Regions from separate parts of the Homo sapiens genome. Here region 1 is linked to region 2. Evidence: chromatin loops called from intact Hi-C (ENCODE). Cell type or tissue: upper lobe of right lung. All regions are shown on one strand. Links, peaks and the distances in the headings refer to the core of each region. The heading gives the core; the rest is flanking DNA.

The links. Hi-C counts contacts between places; a loop is a spot of excess contacts. Peaks named below come from ENCODE experiments on the same cell type or tissue, not always from the same donor. Only the 100,000 strongest peaks of a DNase experiment are listed, where the experiment ranks them.
Region 1: it touches region 2 in a loop (3-fold over the local background); 94 of 110 quality-filtered maps call a loop at or near these places.

What each region holds. Positions count from the first base shown.
Region 1 is chr3:94,066,551-94,076,305 of GRCh38, forward strand. All of the region lies in intron 2 of NSUN3 (NOP2/Sun RNA methyltransferase 3), which reads left to right. It also overlaps the pseudogene RBBP4P2. Among named protein-coding and RNA genes, the nearest start is that of NSUN3, 8.4 kb to the left of the region's middle. In upper lobe of right lung, for the core only: a CTCF peak has its summit at 2,877 (motif pointing left); no DNase peak of the experiment used is centred there.
Region 2 is chr3:93,999,556-94,009,310 of GRCh38, forward strand. It overlaps ARL13B (ARF like GTPase 13B), which reads left to right. Exons shown (of 10, transcript NM_001174150.2): 3 at 4,104-4,353. Among named protein-coding and RNA genes, the nearest start is that of STX19, 24 kb to the right of the region's middle. In upper lobe of right lung, for the core only: a CTCF peak has its summit at 4,949 (motif pointing right); no DNase peak of the experiment used is centred there; H3K4me3 peaks cover 561 bases; H3K27ac peaks cover 2,275 bases.

The DNA.
Region 1 (9,755 bases), core at 1,020-5,019, 65 kb after region 2:
TTTAGTAACCTTTCTTGTCTAGTCATCCTCTGAGCAGCCCTTTAAAATTGGAGTTTACCCTGGTTCAATTCTTGCTCTATTTGTTGCCTCCATGTTCTCCTCAGGTAAGCCCATTCATGGCATGACTTTTATCAGTATGCTGTCATCTCAAGCTGTGAGGTTCTTCCTAAGATTTAGTCCCATACTTCTGTTTTTTAGCAACTTCAGTTACTTGGCAAACTCAAAAGTGTATTATTATTTTTCCCTTTCAAACTTATGTTGCCTTTGCTACCTGCATATTTTATCTCAATTAAGTGTATCACCATCAGTCTGGTTTCCTCCTTTCTTCTCTATACCTTCACTACCTTTGTAGTAAAAAATGAACCTTATATAAAAATAGGTCTGGCAACTGCCCTCAGCTCCTGGGAGGCGATCTCTAAGCCCTTGGAATGTGCTTCCTGATAAGTGTGTCTTTGTTTACCTGGGTGTTGAGGTCACACCTGATAATCTAACGATGTGATTTATGTTGAGGCCTGGGGACCACAGGTGTCAACTCAACATCCAGAAGGGCTTGTGACTAAAAGCTGTATGGACAGTCAATCATATATACGTGACCAAGCCCCAATAAAAAGTGGATACCAAGGCTTTGGTGAGTGTCCCTGGTTGGCAATACTCTTGTGCATACTGTCATACATTACTGCCAGCAAAAGTTGACCTCGTTGATGATTCCGTTGGAGAGGACAGCTGGAAGCTTCATGCTTTGAATTGTTGTGAATTCTGCACTATGAGTCTCTTCCTGTGATTGTTTTTAATCTGTATGCTTTCATTATAATAAACTGTGACTATAACTGTGATTATAACAGCTTTCAGTGAGTTCGGTTGTGTCCCAGTGAATAATCAAACCTGAGAGTCATCCTTGGAATCCCTGAACTTGTAATTGGTGTCAGAAGTGAGAGTTGTCTTTGAGACTCAACTACCCTGCCCCCTTTTAATTTGGATCTTTTTAAAAAAATTCTCTACTGCTGCCATTCACTTAGACCTTCCCAATCTCTTATCTGGCATATTGCAACAGCCATGTTTAGTACTTACCTGTTTGCTTATTTTAGCAACCACTTTTATGGCACTATGTACCAGTCAATGTTGTAATCACTTTATGAATAATAACAATCCTATGTACAACCCTCTGAAATAGTTATTTCCATTTATATATAGGAAAGCTGAGGCACACAGAGGTTAAGTAACTTGCCCAAGTATACACATCTCACACTTTAACTTGCCCAAGTATACACATCTAACACTTTGAAGAGCCTTGAGAGTTTGTTGTACCCACTCTGTCATGCTGTTTCTCGGTGCTACCAAATTCCATTGTGTCACACCTTGAGTACAAACCTTTGCTCCCCAGAAGTCTGCAGTATTATGTTTGGACTAAAAATCTTATCTTTCTGGGCAGGCTCCTTCATGCCTTTGGGACTGGCTATGCTGTTCTTCTGCTAGGAATGCCTTTTTCCCTTCTCCCTCTGTGCAGTAGTGTGGGTTCAAATCCCACCTCTGCATCTTGTAGCATATGACCTAGGTGAGTTAATATCTCTGTGCTCCATTGTCCTCGTCTGTAAAATGGGGAAAAAATAGTATCTATTTCATATAATCATTTGGGAAGATAAAATGAATTTGTGTATATACAATGTGAATGGAATGTTGTTTGACGTATAGTAAGGACTTCATATGCATTAGCATTATTTTTGTTACTATGATTAACCACTTCATCAAGCCTTCTGTATGTCCCTTGGCAAAATTAGTTTTGCCCTTCGTGTATCCATTGCATTTTGTTGATAGAGCTATTGTGATTCTTTCAAGGTTTTATCGTCATAATTTACTAACTTGCTTATCTTTTTCCTGACAAGGGAGGGTTTTGAAGAACCAATACCTTGAGACTTGGGCAAGTCTTCTGCTTATTCCCAGTTTTGTCAGTGTTTGTGTACTAGGCATTGTGCTAAGCACTGAGAATACAAAAATGGACTGTATATATCCTGCCCTCAAATACATGTATGATTAATTGGATAATTAATGGATACTTAATAAATGTATGATTAATATAAGCATTAATTAGAAATATTTATTAACTGTGGAAATTTTACATGTACTTTATAGAAAGCAAAACAAACAGACCATATAAGTCTGAACTGTCTGCAACATCTTTTTTTTTTTGGACACTCTCCTCACTGACCGAGAGTTCACATACAGAGAGGAAAAAAAAATACACACACACACACACACACACATACACACACACAACCTGATAATATTACCATAATCTGTGAAGGATGTAGACTGAGGTGGTTAAGAAAGAGAGAAATGAACCAGTATCTAGATTTCTATATTGTCCTATATGTTGGCTTTACACACATTTTCAGCCTTAATCTGTGCAAATCTCTGTGAAGAAGTAACTTTTAGACACTTTAAAGTCAGAGGTTAGAACAATTGATAGGTATCTTGTAGTTGTGGCAAATTCAGTCCTGTGACTTAAAAGTCCACGCCTTTTCCTATACCATCTGTGCTGCTGTGAAGGGTCCAGAGTTGCATCCTTCCAAATGTATGCTCAGATCCCGTAGTATGAAGGACTCTTATGTTCAGGATTTTTAGCCTTTTGATGTTCCACCAGAAACGCAAAGGATTTCCTATCTGAGGTACAGTGAATAACAAATCTGGACATAAATTGCCCTTCTGTGAGATACAAGGAAGATCCATTGCCAAAATAGAATAGGAAGCCATCAGCTCTTCGTTAGCATCTCTGAGGAGTAAAAATAAAATGACTCAAAAACATACTTTGGTGCATTTCCATAAATTGATTTGTTTTTCATTTCTAACTTTTAAAAGAGTTGAATGAGCACCCTCTAGTGGATAATAATAGCACTAAATCAAGGAATTTCTCTTTTTTAGCTATGGAAATTTAAATAGGTTCTGTAATCTACAGGGTTATATTAATTGTGTTTAACAATTTCTAGATTAAATGATATTTTTCATCTTCGTCACTAGGACGGAAGGTAGGGTGGAGAGTAGAGTAGTAGGAAAAAAGAATAAAGTCACAGAAAAGTTGAATGAAAATTATACTATCAAATAATAAACATTATCGAAATGATACATTATACAGTTTTGCAAAATTTTAACTTAACTAGCTTTTAATTTTTTAATGCTTTAATTTTGTTAAAATAGTAAGTAGTTCAGAGAGCCTTGAATCAGAACTCCAATTTTATTCATTTACTCCAGGATTTAGGCCCCAGGCACTTAGCCAAGGAGAAAAATAAGTCAAGGCTCCCATATAAATGAGTTAGGGAAATGGGTAAGCAGGCAGGGTGACACACAGTGTGATATATTAGTTTAGCTTCATTAACTGTTTCTCAAAATTCAGTTATTCTTGTGTACCATCTGTCTAGTTTTACTTAATTTTTTTTTGGTCAGTTTTAATATTTTTCTTTTGTTTCTTAGGAATTTTTCTTTTGTTTCTTAGGAATTTATTTTTCTTTTGTTTCTTAGGAATTTAAGCTTATTTTATATCATTATCAGTAAATAGATGTGCCTAGCCTATAGTTGACAGACGGTGTATTTTTAGAGAATGAATGAATGTTGACAAGAAGATAATATACGATGGCTCACACCTGTAATTCCAGCACTTTGGGAGGCCAAGGCAGGAGATTTGCTTGAGGGCGGGAAGATTGCTTGAGGACAAGAGTTCAAGACCAGCATGGGCAATATAGCAAGACCTCATCTCTAGAAAAAATAAGCAATTAGCTGGGTGTGGTGGTGCGTGCCTGTAGGCGCAACTACTTGGGAGACTGAGGTAGGAGGATCGCTTGAGTCCAGGAGGTCGAGGCTTCACTGAGCCATGATCGCACAGCTGTACGCCAGCCTGGGTGACAGAGTGAGACCTTGTCTCTAAAAAAAAGAAGACAAAACAGACTTAGCATGTTGGAGGGAGGAGCAACAATGAGTGAGAAATAGAAAGACTTTTCAAGGGGGTATGTAGGCTCAGGCAAGTGACCGCAGTCAGTTTTCACATCCTCAACTTTCATGTATTCTCTTTCAGAAAATTACTCTGCCCCTCTGTACATAAGGGGGCACATATTCTCCTTTCCCAACCTGCCTTTCTCCAATTTCCCTTCACCCTTTTCACAAAAAGAAAGGCACACTTGCACCATTCTGGCTTCTATGCTATGTTCCTCCAGGTATTCAAAACCTCCATATGCCAGAAACTATTGGAGTGTCAGTGTGAGAAAGCAAATGACTAACAGATTCTCTGACAAGTCAGGTGGTTTCCAAGTTTTGCTTTCAACAAAAGTAAAGGAGCCTTGATTGAGATGTCAGCTATCAATTCATTTAAGACATTTTTGATGATAGGTTGCTAAGTGATTTGGGGATATAACTCCAAAAGAATTCAAAGTAAGAAACATTGCTATAACAAAATATATTTAATTCTCATCCACTTATTTAACTGAAGGTTTTTCTCAGCTTTTATAAAAAACACAAAATAGGCATAAAAATGATGTTGAATCCTGACTGATTTTATTATAGTAAGAAGTAATATTCATTTATGGATATATGGAAACAAAAGCTCATTTCATTAAGTATCCATTTCTTACCAATTTTTACTTTTATAAGTTGTTTTGATCGGTTTTGTACTAATAATATTATTGATCCCTGAATCCAGAAGTTACCATTTTAACACTTAGAGATTTAAGACCACAGGAAAAACAAATTTAGTACATACACATGTGTATATGTGGGGGCTAGAGAAGCATGATAGGGTGATAAAAAGATTTCAAGCATGAAAATATATTAAGATGAAGTTATATGAAGTAGAATGTAAATAAAAGAGGAAAACGAGCAGCATAAAATTTCCACCTGTTAAAGATGAGTCAGTCTATGAATTTTTAAATGGATGATGATGGGTATCAAAATCATTATGATATTTAGTTTCCACTGGGCACATACTAAAGGCAGTATAATTTGTATTTTAAAATGTCAATTTTTACAGTATGCTGGAAATTGCATCCTTTAAACATATGGTGAGATTTTAATGTCAACTTAAAATGTGTTTTTTTTCAAAATGATATCAGTGGTGCACTAGCAAATTTGCAGGTCACTGACCTTGTATGTCTCCAGTTCTGCTGGCTACTGAGGTACTTGCACTTCTTCTCACCTGGAAGACCAGTAAATGGAGCCGCTTCAGACTAACTGTGAATCTTGGGAAAAGGCCTGGAGTGTGGCACCTGGCCGCTGTTTTCTAGAGTCATCTAACATACATTCCCTCTACTGCCTGCTAAGCTACTTGCCCATCCATAAAAGCTTTGGATTCGGAAGCCACTTTCCCTCCAGCCCCAGGTTAGCAACCCACCCAGTGCAGGCACAGGAGGGGTTGTATGTGTGTGTGTTGTGGGGAGGAGAATGGAGGTCAGTGGCAGGTGTGTGCAAGGGGAACTGTAAGAATCATATTAATACACAGCTTTGCTTTCTCAGGGCTAGGAAGCACCAGCCTGAGCAGCCTTAGCAGTCCCTTCAAGAGTTGGTCTGTTGCAGCTGCTTCTATAGGCAGGATGTGGCAAGCTGATTTCATTGTTAGACAGAAGAGGGTTTCAGGGAGGTCATGGCCACTTGCACTAAGTGAGGGTTGGGGTAAAATTCTCTTTCTTGCCCCCTTTTGTAGCTCTGTGCTGTAGTACCAGGGTCTCACACGTTGGGAATCACTTCTGTTAGACTTTAAAGTCAGTCTGATTTTGAATCAGATACTTCTGCGTACTAGCAATGTGACCTCAGGTAAGTTGCCAAAATCTCTAAAAGCCTCAGTTAACCTCTAAAATAGGAGTAAGAGCTGCCTCTCTCAAGGTTGTTGTGATGGTTCTATGATATAAACATGCAAAATGAACATTGTACACATCCAGTCAGTAACATTTATTAATAATGATATCAGAGTATGGTGGAGGATGTGAACCGGGTGGTAAGTGGAAAGACTTCGTTGGAGAGAGAAAACTCCCTAAGTTGAGAACAGATAGGTGAGAGAGGAAAGGTTATTCAGGGAGGTTGGGGGCCGGGCATGTGGAGATCAGTAAATTTTAAAGAAACTTGTTAGAAGAAATCTGTATAGTTCAGTAGGGTTGGGTGTAGATCATGAAAGATCAAAAATTTCGTTTGTTCTATTTAGGCCTTATTTTGTCTAGTCACTAAAGAATGAGATAGAGTAATTTCTGAAGAGTTCTGCCTCAGTCTGCAATAAGTTCTTCTCTTTTTTTTTTATTATTATACTTTAAGTTCTGAGGTACATGTGCAGAATGTGCAGTTTTCTTACATAGGTATACCCATGCCATGGTGGTTTGCTGCACCCATCAACCCATCACCTACATTAGGTATTTCTCCTAATGCTATCTGTCCCCCAGCCCCTCACCACCCGACAGGCCCTGATGTGTGATGTTCCCCTCCCTGTGTCCATGTGTTCTCATTGTTCACCTCCCACTGATGAGTGAGAACATGCAGTGTTTAATTTTCTGTTCTGTGATAGTTTGCTGAGAATGATGGTTTCCAGCTTCATCCATGTCCCCGCGAAGGACGTGAACTCATCCTTTTATATGGCTGCATAGTATTTCATGGGGTATATGTGACACATTTTCTTTATCCAGTCTATCATTGATGGACATTTGGGTTTGTAACAAGTCTTTGCTCTTGTGAATAGTGCTGCAATAAACATATGTGTGCATGTGTCCTTATAGTAGAAGGATTTATAATCCTTTGGGTATATACCCAGTAATGGGATTGCTGGGTCAAATGGTATTTCTAGTTCTAGATCCTTGACCAATCGCCACACTGTCTTCCACAATGGTTGAACTAATTTACACTCCCACCAACAGTGTAAAAGTGTTCCTGTTTCTCCACATCCTCTCCAGCATCTGTTGTTTCCTGACTTTTTAATGATCATGATTCTAACTGGTGTGAGATGGTATTTCATTGTGGTTTTGATTTGTATTTCTCTAATGACCAGTGATGATGAGCATTTTTTCATATGTTTGTTGGCTGCATAAATGTCTTCTTTTGAGAAGTGTCTGTTCATATCCTTTGCTCACTTTTTGATGAGGTTGTTTTTTTCTCGTAAATTTGTTTAAATTCTTTGTAGATTCTGGATATTAGCCCTTTGTCAGTTGGATAGATTGCAAAAATTTTCTCCCATTCTGTAGGTTGCCTGTTCACTCTGATGGTAGTTTCTTTTACTGTGCAGAAGCTCTTTCGTTTAATTAGATCCCATTTGTCAATTTTGGCTTTTGCTGCCGTTGCTTTTGGTGTTTTAGACATGAAGTCTTTGCCCATGCCTATGTCCTGAATGGTATTGCCTAGGTTTTCTTCTAGGATTTTTATGGTTTTAGGTCTTATGTTTAAGTCTTTAATCCATCTTCAGCTAATTTTCATATAAGGTGTAAGGAAGGGGTCCAGTTTCAGTTTTCTGCATATGGCTAGCCAGTTTTCCCAGCACCATTTATTAAATAGGGAATCCTTTCCCCATTTCTTGTTTTTGTCAGGTTTGCCAAAGATCAGATAGTTGTAGATGTGTGGTATTATTTCTGAGGGCTCTGTTCTGTTCCATTGGTTGTATATATCTGTTTTGGTACCAGTTCCATGCCGTTTTGGTTACTGTAGCCTTGTAGTATAGTTTGAAGTCAGGTAGCATGATGCCTCCAGCTTTGTTCTTTTTCCTTAGGATTGTCTTGGCTATGTGGGTTCTTTTTTGATTCCATATGAAGTTTAAAGTATTTTGTTTTTCCAATTCTGTGAAGAAAGTCAATGGTAGCTGGATGGGGATAGCATTGAATCTATAAGTTACTCTGGGCAGTATGGCCATTTTCACTGTATTGATTCTTCTTATCCATGAGCATGGAAGTATTTTCCATTTGTTTGTGTCCTCTCTTATTTCCTCGAGCAGTGGTTTGTAGTTCTCCTTGAAGAGGTCCTTCACATCCCTTGTAAGTTGTATTCCCAGGTATTTTATTCTCTTAGTAGCAATTGTGGATGGGAGTTCACTCATGATTTGGCTGTCTGTTTGTCTGTTATTGGTATATAGGAATGCTTGTGATTTTTGCACATTGATTTTGTTCCTTGAGATTTTGCTGAAGTTGCTTATTAGCTTAAGGAGATTTTGGGCTGAGACGATGGGGCTTTCTAAATATACAATCATGTCATCTGCAAACAGAGACAATTTGACTTCCTCTCTTCCTATTTGAATACCCTTTATTTCCTTCTCGTGCCTGATTGCCCTGGCTAGAAATTCCAATACTGTGTTGAATAGGAGTAGTGAGAGAGGGCATTCTTGTCTTGTGCTGGTTTTCAGAAGGAATGCTTCCAGTTTTTGCCCATTCAGTATGCTATTGGCTGTGAGTTTGTCATAAATAGCTCTTATTATTTTGAGATATGATCCATCGATACCTAGTTTATTGAGAGTTTTTAGCATAAAGGGGTGTTGAAATTTGTCAAGGTCTTTTCTGCATCTATTGAGATAATCATGTGGTTTTTGTCATTGGGTCTGTTTATGTGATGGATTACTTTTATTTTTTTTCAAGGATTAATTTAATTTTTAAAACAAATACAAGTTATTGATTCAGTCTTCTCAATTTGACAGTCTACCTGTGGTATAACTGTCAGGTAAAAACATACATCTTTACAACTTGGTGGTCTCAAGTTAAAAGCAAACAAACAAACAAACAAAAAAAAGCCACACCATTTCACAGACAGGAAAGAAACAACATGAAAACAGCTCAAGAAATACACTAATGAGCAAAAATATATGGGGAAAGAGGAACATGTAGTTTTGACTTAACTGAACAAACCAAGAAGAAACTGGTCTACTTATGTAAATGTGCATCCTGGAAAGTCAGGTGTCAGGATTTTCAGGTAGGAATCTATATGACTTGAATCTTCCCTATTTCCTGAATAAAAGTGACATCTTTCTGTATTTATACTTCATGGCTCAGACACCTACCTCATTTGGCTCTATTCCTTACTCACTCTAGCCTTTACTTAAATGAGTCTGAAAAACTTGGCGATATAGCATAAGAAGAAAAATAATCACACATGATATTTTCATTTCTGTAGCTACTTTAGACCAGGGTTTGTTACTAGAAAATTCCTGAAGAAAATTTCAACGTAAGTCTGTGGCTTTGCTGAATCAAGCCCCCCCCCCCAATAATATTTAGAAAACACCCACTGTTTGGGCTAATAGCATTATTGGTGGTACCTATTATATAGAGGGATACCTGAACAAAGTCTGTCTCATAACCAGTGTTAAATCACTCTCAGGGTTGAGAAGAAAAAAAGGGGAGTCTAAAATCACAAGAAGTAAAGACGTATCTAGGACCCTTGTCCTTCTGGATCCATATTCCTTCAGGGTCTTCATCATTATAAATGTTCTCTGCCATTTGCCACACTTGCATGATATTGTCTTCTGATACAGAACAAATCACCCAAGGTTCATTGGGATTCCAGGAGAAATCAGATATCTTGGCAGTGTGACCACCATGAATAAACAACAACTCTGGTGACCCGTCTTCTGCATCTTCTGGGGATTGTTCCTCTCCAATTTTACTTAAATCCTAGACATTCAGTCTGCGATCAGTACCACTGGAAGCCAAAATAGTCTCACTGTGAGGTGACTACTGAACCTGGAATATTTCATCCATGTGACTCAGAGGAATGCAACATAAGTTTCAGATTTCTCAGATCCCACAAGGCAACAGTCTTGTCAGCTG
Region 2 (9,755 bases), core at 2,745-6,744:
TGAACATCTATTCTTTGCGTTACTCTTTCAGTTGTTTTTAAATGTTCGATTAAATTATTATTGACTATAGTCTGCCTGTTGTGCTTTCAAATACTAGGTTTTATTCATTCTTTCTAAATTTTTTTCACAATAGCTTCTTAATATAAAAGTAACACCCCTTCCTGGAACTTTACTTCTTTAAATCAAACTTCTCTTCTTCATGGTTGTCAGTAATTGCATTAGTTGGACACAGGTTCAATTGTTCTCACAGAGACCTAAGATAACAGTGGTTCAACAAGATAGATGTTTCTTTCTTTCTCATAACAGCCTAAGCAAAAGTAGTCTAGGACTGGTTTGTCAGCTCCATCGTGTTAGTCCTCAATTCTTTGTTCTATTTGCTTTGCCATCCCCAGTGTTCTCCCTCACCTACATGGTTGAAGGTAGTTCACTACAAAATGTGCATTTCAGCTAGAAGGAAGAGGTAAAGGGTAAGGGGAGGCCATCCTCCTTTTCTTTAGGAGCTGAACCAAAAGCTGCTGCATCATTTTAGTTCACATCATGACTAGAAGCAGTGGTGTTCTGGACCTGCTTTTCATATTGGCTCATATCAACTAGTGAGAGCCGATTATGCATATCTCTTCCCAACTCTATGTTTAGGTACCTCACATTGTTAGTTTGAAATTGGCCATGGTCAAAGTATTTATACTGTGGAAATTGGCAGATACCATACATGTATCAGGGTTCTTCTCCTCCAAATATTTAACAACACATCACTGGCTAGCCTCCCCTCATGGCCACCCCTTGCTGCCGTAGTAGTTGGGGATTATGGTCTGTTGTAAGCAGTCATGAGCCTAGGTAAAAAAAAATCTAGGATTCTCTTGACTATCAGATAGTGTTTCCTAATAGGGAACTATTGTTATTTTTGGTGCGAAAATTCTTTGCGTGGACTGGTCCCTAGCATTGTTGGGTATTAACATGTCTTCATTATATTGTAGTTATTTGTGATTTGTGAAGAGGAAAAAAAAAACAAAAAAATTATAGTTACTCATATATATATTTATGTTTCATATGTAGTTATTTGTGTATGTGTGTGTGTGTGTGTGTATATGTATATATATATATTTCCCCAATAGACTAAGAGCTCTATGGGATCAGAAGATGGATTTTATTAATCTTTGTATTTCTAGAACCATGCATAGTACTTAGCTTATAAGAAATGCTCAAAAATTTATTGATTGTATATTTGCATTTTATCTTGGACTTTCTAGAGATGATGTCTTACCACATATACTCTACTGAAATTCTCAATTGGAGACCATGTATCTTTGTATTCCTGGTTCTTGTATGATTTATCATCTATAATGGGCCCTAAATACATGTACGAGGATAGATGGATAAATACATGAAAGGAAAAAAGAAAGGGTGGATGTATGGGACAGGAGCTTCAGTTATCTCAGTGGTTTGGTGGTGTAGTATTGAGCCCTATATACTTTGTGCTGAATGCTAAGGATACAAAGACATAGTCCCATGTGTTGGGAAGGTATAGGCTATTGTGAAGATCAGTAGAGGACAGAATATTATGATAGAGGTAAAGGTGATAGTAGAAGTAGGAGGAATCATCAAAAAAGGATTTATGGGGAAAGTTGTACCTGAACATTTAGTCTTAAGTTGTGAAACACAAATGCTGAATAGGAACCAGAGGAAAGAATAGAAGGTGTTCCATATATCAAAAGAAACAGGCTTTGGAAGTCCTGAAGACCTCTGTTTGAGGCCTGTCTCTGCCTGCTATATAACCTTGAAAAAAAATCCTTAATCTGAATTGGTTTACTGGGCATATTGCCATCATTTTATCTGTACTTAAATTGCTCCCTCTGCCTAAAATATAGTTCTCCCTTCTCTGTTACAATTATGTAGCTTTTATGTGTTCACTCACAATGAAGTCTTCATTTCAAGATTTTATTTCTTCTCTGAAAGCCTTTCTAGACCATAACTTGCCCCTCCCTTTTTCACCTTCCTTCCCTTGAATTCCTACACACTATCGTCTCTAGCTTATTTTTTTTAAAGAACATACAAATTCTGTGTTATTCCTATTAATATTCCACTTCTCTATATTACATTGTACTTTGAGGACAGCAATCATATCTTACTCATCTTTGCACCCTTGATGCCTAACAAAGTCCTGGTACCAAGGAGGTGTTTGATACATGTTAGTTCCCTTATTCCTACTTCAGCATAGTTGATTTGTTTTCACTGATGATTGCCTGGGGTTCCTCTCTATTCATACTGAAAGACAGCTGCCTATTTTATCCACACAAACTACTTCTGGTTAAGCTTAGATCACATTTTTAAATGCCTAGTATAATCCTATTTCTGGAAAATCATTCTGCTTATATGTCTAACTTTACCTTTTTCTTTTTCTAGGTAATGAAAGTATTAGCAAAAGTATGACTTGTAGTGGCTCTTAACTTTCTCAGGTGCTGTGTAAACTTCACTAAGGTGCTTACCAAGAGATTGGTGTGTTGCAAGTCTGTTTCTCAGTCACACCTAAGTTTAGTGAATGCCTTTCAAATTAATCTTTGTAATAGCAAATGTTTTGCTAAATGTGGAAATAAGACCCTCTAAACACCGGTGTTGTTCAGTAGAACTTTCTGCAATGATGGAAATGTTCTATATTGGCTCTGTCCAGTAGGGTGGACCACTAGCCACATGTGACTTTTTTTTTTAAACTCTAGATGTTACCCAGACTAGTCTCAAATTCCTGGCCTCAGGTGATCCTTCCGCCTCAGCCTACCAAAGTGCTGAGATTTCAGGCCTGAGCCACTGTACCCAGCCACCACATATGGCTTTTGAACACTTGAAATGTAACTGATGCAACTGAGAACTGAATTTTAAATTTTATTTTAGTTTATTTAAATTTAAAAAGCCTCGTGTGGCTTGTGGCTTTTGTTTTGACCATGCAGCTCTGAACAATGTTTTCTGTGGGATAATATTTATAGTGGATTCCAGTGATGAAGAAAAAATAGAACAGAAAAATATAAAGTTTGAACTTTTCTCTGTAGCCATGAGTCAGTATGCCATTAATCTTTCATGAGTTCTCTTTTCTATTCCTTTATTTTCATGCCTCTCTGAAAAGAGGCTATTACTGTCACTTCCAGTCAGTCTAGAGACTTTTGCAAGATTAATTTTAATAAAGCACTATTTCAGTCACCTTAATTATATCATTGGTCTGCCAGATATTTTCAATAATTCCTTGTTCTCTATCTTCAGAACCCTCTTCTATTTGCATTCCTAATCTTAAGGATTTGCTGTAGGCACAATGTTCAATTTGTTCATATTCCTTTACTTTGCCATTTCCCTTCCTCTTCTGCCTGTTTAAATCCTATACAGCTTTAAGGCCTAAATTCTATCTCTCCAATGAGGTCTTTTAAGATCCTCAGGTATCTTTTAAAGCTCTTATTGTCATTATCACTCCTTGGCAGTTCATATACCTCCTGTATCTTCTTTATGTTTTCGTATATAGAAATCCAAAAAAATTCAATTATGTATTTATTGGAACATCCAAAATATGTTCCTATAGAAAGAATGAAATCTACTTTTTGTTGCAAGCTGCCCTTAAACGTCTCTTTATTGTAAATATAACTTTAATTCAGCTAATTAAAAAAGAGTGGCCTTATTCTTTATAGCTTCTCTCATTCTTTGATTCTTCTAAACTCTTCTATTCTCTAAGTGTTCATGGTTTTCTTTATAACTCCACAGATGTTTTAATAGTCCCTGGGGATGGCTATGGTATTGAAAGGTTGACATTTTTATTGTTTGTAACTTGGACAGTAAATAGCCTTAAAGGCAAGAGTTTATTCATTTATTAATTCAACAGATACTTACTAAGTACCTATTATATACTAGGTGTGGGTGTTATATCAGGGGAAAGAAAGATTCCTATCTGCATGGAGTAAAATTTCTAGTTTGATATTCTGGCCTGTCCCCAAACCAGTATGCTTCAAAATAATGTTTATTGTGTCAGTGAATGCTAAATATTTCACTTGGGTGCTAAAATTTTAGTTGAAAAATTAACGTTGTCAATTAAAGTCTAAAGATTTTCTTTTTTTGTGTATCATTTGTAACAGAATACCCTGAAGATGTAGCTCCTACTGTTGGATTTTCAAAAATTAACCTTAGACAAGGAAAGTTTGAAGTCACCATCTTTGACTTGGGAGGTGGAATAAGAATTCGGGGAATCTGGAAGAATTACTATGCTGAATCCTATGGGGTAATATTTGTTGTGGATTCCAGTGATGAAGAGAGAATGGAAGAGACAAAAGAGGCTATGTCAGAAATGCTAAGACATCCTAGGATATCGGGAAAGCCTATATTGGTGTAAGTAATGTTAGCATCATTGTAAATGTAGGGACGATGGCATTGGCCACTAAAGAAATTTACCTGTTACAGACTAGTGAATAAGCTAAAATAGTCACGCTTTAGTATACTAAAATGTATGTAATTAACTGGGAGTTGTTAATTTACTGAGGCCTTGTTATAGTGCTGTCTATAGGGGAAAAGGGCTAAGGCTATAGAATTCTTAAAAGTGGATCTCTTCGATATTCAAATATAAACTCATTGTTTTATGTGATAGTTTACTTTTTATAGAATTTTGCATTTTGAAATACTCCATTAACAAGGTTCTAAAATATCTTTTAATTTTTTCTCTTTTAGTAACTTGTATTTTGCTTTTGTCCTTTTTTCCTTAAAGAGTTATTATTTCAGAGTTATGTAAACAGTTTATTTTTCTAATACCACATTGATTTCTCAGTTTTCACATCTACATTTCCATATTGGACATGTGATTGTTATCAAATTAGGCATACACTTATATGATTTCGTCCATGTGGGTGAACATTTTTTAAAAACGAAGTGACAAAGGACTTTTGCACTACCAGCCCTCATAGCATTTATGCATGGTAAACAGTAGATGGTGCTATAACCGTGAGGCATAGCAAACTGAAAGTAGTTTAAATTGCTCTTTAACTTGTAGTAAACTAAATATTTGCCCTTGCCGTCTTGTCCCTTTTCCCTTGTTCTTGTGGTTCATTATTAAGGATTAAAAAAAAAAAAAATCAACCTGTCATGTGGTTAGATGAAAAATTGTAGAGTTTCTCAGTGGTCTTCAGTAGTAAATGAACATTTTTAAATGAGGTGGTTTGGAAGCTCTGATTGCAAAAGTTAAAACTGTATTATATAATTTATTGCTAAAGTTGATACTTTTAAATTTTTATATATTTAATTAGAGAAGTTATTTGATTTGTATAAGCAATTCTCATGTTTTATTGAATCTAAAGGAGAACTTTTAACAGGGATATGTATGAAGAGAGAACTTTGCAGAACCCCATAGGCTAAATTGGTGTTTACAGATGTTTAAGCAGGGAATCAGTGATTTCTAGACTAAAGTAAAAAATATTAATGATGGTTATTTGTAAAACAATATTATGTGCTTTTTTAAAACTAGTCATTTAATTTTTTTCATTTACTCTTTTCTGGATTTATTCATTAATACATGCATTAATTCAACAAATATTTACGTGAGCATCTACTGTTGCCAAGCATAGAATCTTTTCTATAATCACAACATTGCCAAGGGTTGGGAAAGTGTTTGGGAATAAAAATAACAAAAATCCAAGTTAGACCTCAGGAGCTTACATTCTAGGGGGTGAGATAACAGACTAAATATAATTAATAAGTTACATTATATATTAGATCATCAGTGTATTGAAAACAAACAAGTAAAAGAATATCAGAAAGCCTATGGTGGTAGTGATGACAAGGGTCTGTTGCTCTTATAATTAGAATGATCCTAATAGGCCTTATTGAGAAACTGACATTTGAAATGAGGGAGTCAGTCATGCAGATATCTGTGGAAACGGCTCAAAGTCGGGGTATACAGTTGTTAAGTGACTACAGTGATTACTGAGTAATCAAATAACAGCAAAATATTTGCTTTCAATTCTGTCACCTCTCTCAGCTAGTGAATTTCCTGAATAGAAAAGAAAATACAGAACTACTGTGATTGCTTCACCATTATAAACTCATAGTTAGTGAGAATTCACAAAGATATAAGAATTAATTATGGACAGTGTAATATGTTTATGAAATATAGAATCGTTTGCCATTTGACCAGATTTTCTCATGGGATTTTTACAATCAGAATTTTATTATTAAAGGTAAACTGCTTTTTGGAAGGAATGTGATTCAAAAATATACAAAATGTACACAAAAGTACACATTCTTAGTAAATTTCAAAGATAGAGGGAAAGGTTTTTTGTATATTTTTTTTGATATTTAATAGTTGTGCATATGTGGAAAAGAATGTTTAAAAACATGATTGACTTACCATCCAGGGCCAGCCACCGTTAGCATTTTGATGAATTTCCTATGCATGTATATTTATGAGACAAGTAATGTATACAGTATTCATATAATAAATACAATTTTGAGCCGGGCACGGTGGCTCACGCCTGTAATCCCAGCACTTTGGGAGGCCGAGGAGGGCAGATCACGAGGTCAGGAGGATCGAGACCATCCTGGCTAACATGGTGAAACTCTGTCTCTACTAAAAATATAAAAAATTAGCCGGGCATGCGCGCCTGTAGTCCCAGCTACTCGGGAGGCTGAGGCAGGAGAATTGCTTGAAACCTGGGAGGTGGAGGTTGCAGTGAGCCAAGATCACGCCACTGCACTCCAGCCTGGGCGACAGAGCAAGACTCTGTTTCAAAAATAAATAAATAAAATTTTGTATCCTACTCTTTTTTTTGATATGTTTATAAACACCTCTTGAATGTCTGACCAAGCCCCATATTTGAAAGTTCTCCTGTTTACCTTTTTCTCTCTGACTTGCAATTAATTTCTCTTATTGATGTTACTGTCTTACTATCGTTTGAATCTCTTCACTACTCCATTTCCCTTTAGTGTTACCTCCCTTCAATTCCTCTTCTCTAATCACCTGTGTTGCTGATAGGAACAGTCCCTTAACCAGTCTCTAACTGCCAGTCTTGCCTGCCCCCCAAGCTCTCCTCTACACTGCCAGCAGTTCTTTTCTTTATTTGATATTTTTCAGATTACAAAACTGGTACATGCTTGTTATGACCAGTGAAACAATACAAGAATATGTAAAGAATATGAGACTTTTAAAAATACAATTTTGATAATTTTACTGCTTCTTAGCTTAAAGTCCTTCAAGTTCCTTTCATAGTTCCATGCAGATAAGAAATTCTTTCTTTAAACTAACATAACCTCTGCAACTAGAAATAATGCCTGGCATATAATAGGTCTGGCACTGACAGATCTGCTGTATAATAAGTAGAAAAGATGTTCAGCAGAACTGTGCTAAGCTCAGTGCTAGGGGATGGGGGCTGTAGAAGGGTAGCAGGAGGGGATACCTGTATTAGAGTCAGGTGGCAGTTCTCTTTGTTGCACACAGCTTCCTCCTTAGTGCCCACAGACATCTGGACCACTCATATGCCAAATATTTACAGCATCTAATTTCTTCTGCCCGCGCCTTATCTGAGCCTAAACTAGTTGAGGTAACGCACAGTGCCTTAGAAGTCATTTTAATGCTTGGATAACTTTCTCCTCCTACCCCCAATAACAAGCAAGCAGAAAACAAGACCTCTGAAAAGCTTCATTTAATAGAAGGAAATAAACCTAAAGATTAAGAAACTTTTCTATAATCACAAAATTACAAATTGACAGAGCCTGAATTCATTGTTATTTGTGGGAAGTAGAGTGGATGACCACAGTAGCAGGTTGTGACAATCTTTAGTTCTTCTCTACTTGCTCCTACACACAAGCCTGACAGCATGTTGTGATGGCAAATAAGGCCTTGGCCAGTGTCTCATTCTGTTTTCATGGTGCTGATAAAGGCATACCTAAGACTGGGAAGAAAAAGAGGTTTAATTGGACTTACAGTTCCACATGGCTGAGAAGGCCTCAGAATCATGGTGGGAGGCAAAAGGCACTTCTTACATGGTGGTGGCAAGAGAAAATGAGGAAGATGCAGAAGCAGAAACCCCTGATAAAACCATCAGATCTCGTGTGACTTATTCACTACCATGACAACAATATGGGGGAAACTGCCCCCATGATTGAAATCATCTCCCACCAGGTCCCTCCCACAACACAGAATTATGAGAGTACAATTCAAGATGAGATTTGGGTGGTGACACAGAGGTAAACCATATCAGCCAGATTTTACTTGATGTCACAGACTGGAGGTTTTTCTTGAAAAGTCAGAATCAGAATATCACTAGGCTTCTTTGTTTTATTAGCTCAGAAGTTCTTTTTGGCAGTTGTATAGCATTTATTAATCAGCATAATATTTTAATTCTTCTGAAATAAGTGGTGAAAAGTTTAGGGAGAAGACAGAGTCTGGAACCTGGATTCTAAGAGCTACTGTGAATTTGTTGATAACCCTGATAAGTCACTTTACTTCTTTGGGCTTAGTTAAATGCCTCTTCTATAATAAAAGTAACTGTAAAATATTCTAATTCTGTGTATTCAGCTATGTAGAGTGGCATGAACCAGAACCAATTTCAATAGAAAATTAAAAATGATTTGCATTCCTTTTAAAGAGAGTAAAAATAAATGCCATGCAAACATTATGCTTTGCAATCATGTTAATCTACAAAGTCCTTTTTCTCTCACATCAACTATTTAGAAATTAACTTTAGCCTGTACTGTAAGGTATGAATTACGTTATCTACTCTTGCCTGCTCCCCACCCCCCTTAACTATTTAGAGCTTAATTAATCTAGCTGGCCCTTCAGAAATTTTTTTAAAAATACAAACAAAAAACCTTCAAACTAGGTAGTCTTGACAAAGAAGGCCTTTCCAAGAGAAAAAGTAAACAGGTTTTGCAACTTTATAAATAGTGCCAGCAGTAATACCAAATTTTAAGCTCAACATCCAGTATAGACATTTTCCATTAATAGTACAAGGCATGATTTGTTGATTACCTGAGGAATAAACTGAGCTGCGAGGTATTTTAAACAGCTTAATCTGTTGAAATTTTCAGCAGTCCAGGGTTACACTGATGTCATAAGAAAGCATATGCTCTTTCTACACCCCCTCTCGCTAGTACCCGTGGAGTCTTAAAAGTTGGCCTCAGAGAGATAATAAATTACCCCTTCTTTTTATAGTTGAATCTCCTAATGCTTTTAACCAAAGTTATCCTGGAGAGGCACAGGCTAAAATTTTCTTTTAGGGTAACAATTCTATTTGTATTAGCATTCTCAAACTACTGGAAGGTGCCACTTTTCTCATTACACACTGCCTGCTTTTCTGTGGAGTTACATGAACTACCTTAACTTTTGGCCAGTCTTCACAAATTGAATGATTACAGCAAAAGTGATATATGTATAGTTTCACTTGGGGAAGACAACATGATATCTCTGATTTGATCTTACTGGATGTTATGAGCATTCCAATTAAAAAGTTTCTTGGCTACTCTGGGCACACTGCGTATGGGGTAGCCCTGCTCCTCAAGGAGCAGTAAAGATAGATAGATAGATAGATAGATAGATAGATAGATAGATAGATAGATATTCTTGACCCTGGTCTTTGCACCATGAGTGGTCTCCCAAGACCTTCTGAAATCATACACAGAATCCCAAGTGTATGTACATTTTTCTTGTGAGCAGATCCTAAAGAAGTTTATGACTAAAAAGATTAAAAACCCTGTCAGTGATTTTCCATATTAGGAGAAACAATAGCCAGACATTAATTATTACT